Regions from separate parts of the Homo sapiens genome. Here region 2 is linked to region 1. A link is a contact called in ENCODE Hi-C or POLR2A ChIA-PET data. All regions are on one chromosome and are shown on one strand. Each heading gives the region's core, a stretch centred on a gene start or an enhancer-like site at or near the end of the contact. The rest is flanking DNA. Distances are from core to core; before and after follow the strand shown.

The links. Hi-C counts contacts between places; a loop is a spot of excess contacts on that map. ChIA-PET counts read pairs that join two places held with the same protein, here RNA polymerase II (POLR2A). Pooled maps may share reads with other maps.
Region 2: a loop to region 1 is called in a map of B cell, with 5 times the contacts of the local background. The contact joins two enhancer-like sites. A Hi-C loop is called at or near these places in 3 of 168 maps with a recorded cell type or tissue (B cell, Calu3 and OCI-LY7), 7 of 37 single-sample maps with no recorded cell type and 6 of 50 pooled maps. POLR2A ChIA-PET finds 5 or more read pairs at or near these places in 6 of 52 experiments (B cell, HEK293, MCF 10A and 3 more).

The regions. Positions count from the first base shown.
Region 1 is chr7:18,528,535-18,532,837 of GRCh38, forward strand. All of the region lies in intron 2 of HDAC9 (histone deacetylase 9), which reads left to right. Among named protein-coding and RNA genes, the nearest start is that of HDAC9, 35 kb to the left of the region's middle. Within about 2 kb of position 2,122, at least 3 of the 41 ENCODE cell types and tissues checked have a DNase peak (open chromatin) inside an H3K27ac peak, as active enhancers do; they include B cell and OCI-LY7, where a contact is called at or near this core.
Region 2 is chr7:18,565,078-18,569,380 of GRCh38, forward strand. All of the region lies in intron 2 of HDAC9 (histone deacetylase 9), which reads left to right. Among named protein-coding and RNA genes, the nearest start is that of HDAC9, 71 kb to the left of the region's middle. Within about 2 kb of position 1,899, at least 3 of the 41 ENCODE cell types and tissues checked have a DNase peak (open chromatin) inside an H3K27ac peak, as active enhancers do; they include B cell and OCI-LY7, where a contact is called at or near this core.

The DNA.
Region 1 (4,303 bases), core at 872-3,371:
CTTTGCCACTTTACTTACTTTTCAGGGCATTAAAAATTACTTAGCAAACTCATAATTATGTACCAGAATAATTCCCTTTAATAGGAATTTTATTCTAGGAAATCATTTCTAAAAGTGATAAAATTTTACCAATTTACAAATACTTTTGTACTAACAGTATTAATAACAATGAATTTTATAGTAGTGATAGATACATAAGGAGACAGGAATCGATGAGCATGGGACTTATTATGGAATATAGTTGACCATGTTTCAACATATGAAGTATTATTAGAAAGTGATACCTCTCTACCTCCACTCTTCTTTCTAACTTTAACAATTTCCTGCCCAGTCTAGGGTGTGCATATTTGGAATTATACCTATTTACAAAGGAACCACATAAGTAAAAAACATGAGATAAAATGGCTATTTTAGCCATCAGAGTTTTTCTGGGGTATTTGTATTACATTTCTGTTTTCTTGCTTGATGTCTTTATCCTTCTGTCATGTGAATCTCTTTATTCCCAAACATTTGTCTGGGTATTAAACCTTTTTTCTTATATGACTCAATGTTAAGAGAGCCTCAAACAGCTAAACAAAATAACAATGAGTGGAAAATTTCTGTAGCCAAGAAGAAAATTAAAAATAGGAGACAGAAAATAACCAGAGAAGAAAAAAAAAATCTTTTGAAAAATGGTCAAATGTCATCCAGATAACCTTCCAAGGAAAGCTGCCTCTCATCTCCTTCCCCCTTCTTTTCCTTCCTCATCTTCCTAAGGTTGTCAGTTGGCATAGGACATAAAAGTAAATAAAAAGATGGGCATAAAAGCAAATCAAAAGTGGTAGGAAAGCAGCCAATAAAAATGGGGAGGTATTGTCCCAGAATAAGGACAGAGATTTTACTTTAGCCAATTCCAAGTTAAGTTTTCATCCAACACTTAGTTTGGTATTTACATGAATGCTTGTATAGATTTCCAAAGTAGATGCCAAAGTAGATTGAGGAAGTTAGTGGATTAGTCCCTAGGGTTTGTTTGTTAAAAGAATTTGAGAAGCTTCCCATAATAACTTTAACATAACAGAAAAGAAAACTGATAATTGTGTGTATTTCGTGTATTTATGGTTATATACATTATGTAGTTTATTTCATCCATAGACTTGTTTTTTCTCAATCATTTCTTTAGTTGTTTTAGAATTAAGAAAATGCATTCATACATTGTTGAGGAAAGAGTCTTGAACTCATTGGATTCACCAATGTTTAAAATCTTTATTGCACCAATTTTTTTAAATCTTTATTGGTTTTCATTGATCTGATGTGGTTCATGATTTTCCATGACATTCACTCTTTTAAAATGAATCATAAAATCCAGCATTTTGCTCTGCTTGTCCCATTACTTATCCATAAAAACTAGATTTAATTTCTACTGTAATTATTTTTTTAAAATACACATTTAGTGCTTTAAGAATGGAATAATTACAGGTCGGGCACGGTGGTTCACTTCCGTAATCCCAGCAATTTGGGGGGGTGTGGCAGGAGGATCACTTGAACCCAAGTTCAAGTGGAGTTTGAGACCAGGCTGGGCAACAAAGCAAGATCCAGTCTCTACGTAAATAGAAATAAAAATAAAAAAAATAAGCCAGGCATGGTGGCACATGGGAGGCTGAGGTGGAAGGATTGGGGAGGTTGAGGCTGTAGTGAACCATGATCATGCCACTCCTGTTCTGCCTGGGCAACAGAGTGAGATCCTGTCTTAAAACAAAACAAAAAAGAATGGAACAATTATAAAATAATGTATGTTCTATCTGAAAACAATGTCGTTAACACTTTATGGAAGCTGTCCCCAGAGTTGAGGGACACTTGCTGATGTGAAGTTAGCCAACACATGACTGCTTCAGAATAGAAACAATGTTCAATGGTGTTGAACAAAAAAAAAATGCACCCTTGCTAAAGCTACTTCTAATGCTGTGTAGCTCTAACAAATGATTTATACTGGTTTTCCATTTAATGAGCTGGCAGGGAGGATTTTTAGCTACTGCAAAATCTTCTAGAAAAAAAAGAAACTTGTTGAGAAGTCTCTGAAAGGGTGTGAAGTTTCTTATTTTACATTCATTAACTTTTTATTTTATTCAAAGTTCAGAAATAGGCTATTGGTCATGCATTGTGAACTCACCATCTGGCTCCATCCAGCTTCCTGAGGGATTTCCCCCAGTGTCACAGTCTTCTGATGTACTTCATGTTTGTAAAAGTTTTGAATGCTTAATTATATATATAAAATATATATTTATATATGTATGTGTATATGTATATATAAATACATATATGTAACACTTATAAAAGTGTGAGAATTTAAATATAGATACATAGTTAAAAAAATCAATCGGTATATAAAGGCTTACAGTGAAAAGAAATTATCCTCTATTTCACTTCAGCTTCAGCCCGACTCGTTTCAGTACTCCAGCCCTGCCTCCCATATTAGCCATTTTAACAATTTTTTACTCGTATGCTTCTAGTGCAACCTCTCTGTCTTTAAATAATATTCTTGCTTTATTCACTTTCAGCATTGTCTATTGACTTAATGCATGGTAATAAGAATAACTCACCAATTTTTCTCTTTTCTCCCCTGCTTCAAACTATACTTACTTTATTCTTAGTTCATTCATTTATTATAATAATTATTATTAATTAGTGTTCAGAAACCTCAGGAAGAATAATTCTCTTAACTGGTTTCTAAGTTGTTGAGATATGTGTGGATCTGAATGATTTGGAAAGTAAGTAAGTGGACTAGCAAACTGTAAGCATCATATAAATATGCTTTATTAAGGAATGTGGTTACACTCAAATTACTCTTTTACTTAAGAAAATAAGAATTTAAACCACTTGACATAAACTGCAGGAAATTGTTGAATGATTTATCTTAATTTAATTTCTTTAAATTCTTTCCTGTGATGTGCTAATATGTATGTAATTAAGAACCAAATGAGAAATGTACTCTTGAAAAAAACTTTAAGTTTTGAAAACCTTATAAAAATATAAAAAGTCATTTTTCCCCTATGATTAAAGAAAATCAAGTTAATGCATGACCTATATGTTGCTCCTTGACAGTCTTTAATAGACAAAATACTGGATTTCCTATAAATAAGAAAATGGAAAGGAAAAAATCCTCTGTTCCTTTCATACTTTTACCCCCTAACTCTTTAACTATACAATGTAGTTCGGCCTCTAATGTGCTTGTGTAAGCAAAACTCAATACCCTTAACCTCCGAGAACCACACTTCTACTGTTGGAGTTCTATTGAACTCCATTTCAATGCAAACAAGTAAAGGAAATGTTTAAAAAGTTGACGTGTGATGAGAAATGAACTCTTTTATGTTTTGTCAAAATTTGGTGCTTCTGGAAAAAAATTGTCAAATACATTTTTTGGTCCAAAGCTTTCATTTTATATTTAAAGAATTAAAAGGCTGGGCACAGTGGCTCAAGCCTGTAATCCCAGCACTTTGGGAGGCCGAGGCAGGTGGATTACCTGAGGTCAGGAGTTTGAGACCAGACTGGCCAACATGGTGAAACCCTGTCTCTACTAAAAATACAAAATATTATCTGGGCATGGTGGTGCACACCTGTAGTCCCAGCTACTTGGGAGGCTGAGGCAGGAGAATTGCTTGAACCTGGGAGGTGGAGGTTGCAGTGAGCCCAGATCACACCACTGCAGTCCAGCCTGTGAGACGCCATCTCAGAACAACAACAACAACAAAAAACCAAAACAAACAAACAAAAAACCACAAAGAATTAAAATACTTCCATACTAAGGCATCACATTTTGGCCATCCAGGAACACTGTTGCCTACAGTAAGATTATGAGCTCTCCTAGAGGTATGATTCTAAAGCAAGATTAATGCATTTGATTATTTCTGGATACAGGGATGGGAAGAGAAGTGGTCTAATTATTCATTTAAAATATACCAATTCCAAAAATTAATTTGTTCTTTCTTGTTTAATTATATGATTTTCTTAGAACATCATAAACTTCTTGTTTATGCCTCTTCTCTCTACTCTGAATATTGACTATCGTGAGAGCTGTTCAGGCATTAAACACCGATTTGAATTTTGGGTTCTCTATGAGTGAACAAGTAAAATTATCAAAACGTTATATATTGATCCTATACCGTTTTTGTTTTAAATCAAAGTAAGTCATGCATTTAGTTTAAAAAGGAAAAGGTCTTTTAATGAAAATAGCAGTTCTCTACTCTGCCTCTCCCCAATCCTCCTTTTCACTCCACAGCAGCAACTACCTTCAACAGTTCTGGCTTTCTTCTGTTTTTTTTTTTAACTT
Region 2 (4,303 bases), core at 649-3,148, 36 kb after region 1:
CCTCTGCCTCCCGGGTTCAAGGGATTCTCCTGCCTTGGCCTTCCGAGTAGCTTGGATTACAGCCATGCGCCACCACACCCAGCTAATTTTGTATTTTTAGTACAGACGGGGTTTCTCCACGTTGGTCAGGCTGATCTCAAACTGCCAACCTCAGGTGGTCCGCCCGCCTCAGCCTCCCAAAGTGTTGGGATTACAGGCGTGAGCCACTGTGCTCAGCCAAATAAATGTATTTTTTAAAAAATATCCCATGGTTTGTTTATCATATAATGTAAAATCAAGAATCCAAATATTTTTCAAAGGGTAGAGAATTTCTGTGAGTAATTTTTTCCTCAGCATCTTAATATCCAAACTCTACTTGCTCACAAGATTACTTAATCAGCATCATATCAGAGACAGCTTGCTGTGTTTACCATTGTTAGTTGGGCCAGCATATGTCCAAAACAGTTGGAATGAGAAAAACAGCCTTGACTTGAAGCCAAATTAGAGAGGGAGGAGGAGAAGAGTTCTTTAGCTGTTGAACAGGACTACATATTTTGGACAGTGTAGGGTACTTCTGTAGAAAAAAAGAAAAAAAAGGGTGGGGAATTCTTTCAGCCAAAAAACAAAGGTGCATTTTGAAATATCTAAATGCACTGAAATAATAAAAGCAAATTGGTGATGTTGTTTTAATTTTATTTATATAAGCCTTTGCAAGTAATGAAATCTTTTTATGTTAACCAAAAAAAGAAAGAAAGAAAGAAAAGTATTCTAAGATATTTATAATGTGGATAATTTTTTTTTTTTTCAGTTTTACCCTGGCAACTTTAATTGGCTTAGTGGTTTCTAATTCTGGGCAATTTTCTGTTTCTTTATTAAGCAATGTGGGAGCTGTTGAATAACCATCACATTTCATAGGATCAGAATAATATTTCTGATTTTTCTCAAACTGGGTATTATATTACTGTATAGTAAAAACTTTTTAAGTGAGGAAAATGTCTATTCTTGTTTTGCTAAGTAACATTACAAAAAGTAGATATTTTTGTGCATTCCACCCCCTTAAGAAGCAACTATTGTAGAAAGTGGTGTTTTCATTGAGAGAGAAAATGGAAAGTAATATTTTGCTATTTATTATGGAAAGTTAGAGGAGAGGTTTCCAAATACCACAATCAAGGAATAAAACAATTTTGACCACAACTGAATTTTATATATCAGGCAAAGCCTGTCCTAGGGTAGTTTTTAATTAGATAAAGCTTTCTTCAGAGTTCCTGCTTTCAATTCTCTATCATTTCTTATCTGGTAGGGATCCCGCTTGCTTCCTAGTACCTCTCCCTTTCTTTACATCAGAATCTATTATGTATGGTGGTTATTGATTTACCCAAAGAAGTCAATGAAGGCCAACAGCAGTTGCCTTTTGCATGAGATATACTTTCTGATAAAGACTAAAAAAGTAAATCACACACACATACACACAATTTTTAGGTGGGGAGGGAATAGCTTTGGCAGTAGAGGAAGCCTTGGGAATCACTGTTTTACCTCCCTGGTTTTATTTGTTTTATACATGAGAAACCCAGGATCCATAGACGTGGACTAATCAAGACTAGAACTGGAGACGCAGTGTTCTTTCTGCCAAATTCTGTTTCTTTACATTGACAAGGTATTGGGCATTAGCAAGCAATTGAGAGTAGACTGATAGAGATGTTAATTTATTCATTACTTGTTCTTTAAAACAACTGTATCCCATGCTTGTGAGAATCAAGCAAGATGACAAAGGTTTGTTACCAACGAGTTTGGTAAAGCATTTTCAGAGGAGTGTAGTGGATGTAGTAGGTTTGTACTCTAGGACCTGGAGGTGAGAGAAGACAGAGGAAGGATGTACCATACCGTATGTTCAGAATCAAACCTTCCCTCAGGTCCTGAGGTTATCAGGTCAAGTGTGTCGCAAGGCCTAGCTTCCTCTTTGCTAAAGATGAGTTTTTCTTAGGTGGTGCCTTAGTCATTCATGCAAATAGACATCTGCAGTGCCAGCCCCACCTGCTCTCCAGACATGCCCAGTAGTTTTTGAACCTTGGCTTTGAGTATGTCCTGCAGCATGCCAAATTTATCTCGAGGGGAATAAGCCCAAGTGAACCGCCTACGTAAATCTAACCAAGACAGGCCTGATGTGGCGGGTTGAATTTCTATGTTGAACTAAGGAATCGCATGGGGTTCTATGGCTATACTTCTCCCCCCTAACTGGGCAAGGCGAGGAAACCTGAATAACAACCCCTATACAAGAGCATTTACCTTAGCATAGAGACAAATTGCACTGTTTGTTGTTCTCTCATTTCTTTTGTTTAACCATGATAATACTTACCTTTTTAGCTTCAAGATTTATAAATTCCAAGCAATTCATTTAAAGCATTTTTTTAAAAGCTTGAACTTAAAATTTTGTATAATGTGTTCTCTAGCTACTGAATATTCTACTGGTCTAATCTAAGTTATATTATAAATTTTGTGGAAAATAAGCAGAAGCCATTTGATTCAGAATGCCTTTGCTAAGCTCTATGATTAGCAATGTATTTCCTATGATTTTGGGTTATATAAATTTAAATTTGCATTAATATCTGGAACAACATTTGGGTAAATATTTTTCCCATAGTTTTTAAACAATACCTAACTACCAGAACTATCTTGCATGAAGCACAAAATTTCTGTAGTGGTTTGACTACAGATCTATTACTAGGGTGATAGCCAAACTTGTAGTATTATTATTGCAGCTTTGAGGTGTATAAGATGTTTCTTTAAAACCTCAAGGTTTTAAAACATTCAGAATAAACTATATCAACCCACACATTAACAAACATTTAAATGTCAAATAAGCAGAATATCCTTTAATTTCTAACCATCCCTTTGCAAAACCCATTCCAATGTTGGTTTCTATAAAATATACTGGGGCCTTGTTAGTTTATACATACAGGATATATGTATATGTATATATATATATATATATATATATATGTAAGCTTAGAATTATGTAGCAACTGCTGCACAGATTGGAACAGTCTATGTATGTCTTTCGCTATAATTTATTAAAAGAAATTTCAATTCAATAAGTATTTGTTCTATTTGTAGCTTATTGAAGGGTATACAATCTCTGTCTCATGGAAAAAGAGATAATTTAGGAGAACACTCCTGAATCTTTTACTATGGAATATTATACAGGATCTTTCATTAGGACCATTCTAAATTAATATTTACCATATTATTAAATATGCAAGATAAAAAACACTGAAAAATAATATTGTATATGTGACAATGGCAAAGCTAACTGTAACCTGTCTAGTGCTCATTATTCTCGTCTGTGAAATGGGGATAATAGTAAAGCTGTGTATTCAAAGAGAAAGTCCATCCAAAAGTCATAGCTAGCGCTCAGCATATGTTGCTCATTTTAAAGTGCCATCATTCTTATTTATATTTTTGTTTTCCAGTTGACTGCGTATTGTGAAGAGCAAGCAACAAAGTCTAAAATTAGTATATCAATCTAGTGAAAATACTTAGAACTTGTTTTATATGGTGTTCTCCTGTCATGTTCTATTTCCTAATTATGTTTTATTTTAGATGAAATACACTATGATAATTTTTAACCTAATTCATTCAACCATTATAGCAGAGAGGTAGCTTGGAAATTTGTTTGTCACAGGGACATCCCACCATGTGAGAATAAAAATTGGGCCGGGCGCAGTGGCTCACACCTGTAATCCCAGAACTTTGGGAGGCCGAGGCGGGTGGATCACCTGAGGTTGGGAGTTCGAGACCAGCCTGACCAATATAGAGAAACCTCCTCTCTACTAAAAATACAAAATTAGCTGGGCGTGGTGGCACATACCTGTAATACCAGCTACTCAGGAGGCTGAGGCAGGAGAATCGCTTGAACCCGGGAGGCGAAAGTTGCAATGAGCCGAGATCACGCCATTGCACTCCAGCCTGGGCAACAAGAGCAAAATTCTGTCTCAAAAAAATAAATAAATAAATAAAATAAAATAAAATTTGGCTATAGATTGATTCTCAGGAGTTCGCAAACTTTCTGTTAGGGGCAGATAATAAATATTTGAGATTTTGCAGCCTGTACTATCTCTGTGGCATTCAATTCTGACTTTTTAGTGCAAAAGCAGCTATACACAGTAAGTCAATGAATGAGAGTGGCTGTGTTCCAATTAATTTTATTTGTAAACACTGAAATTTGAATTTCATATATTTTTATGTCACAAAATATTTTCCTTTAAAAAATTGTTTTCCCAACCATTAAAAATGTAACAATCATTCTTAGGTTGCAGGCCATAAAAAA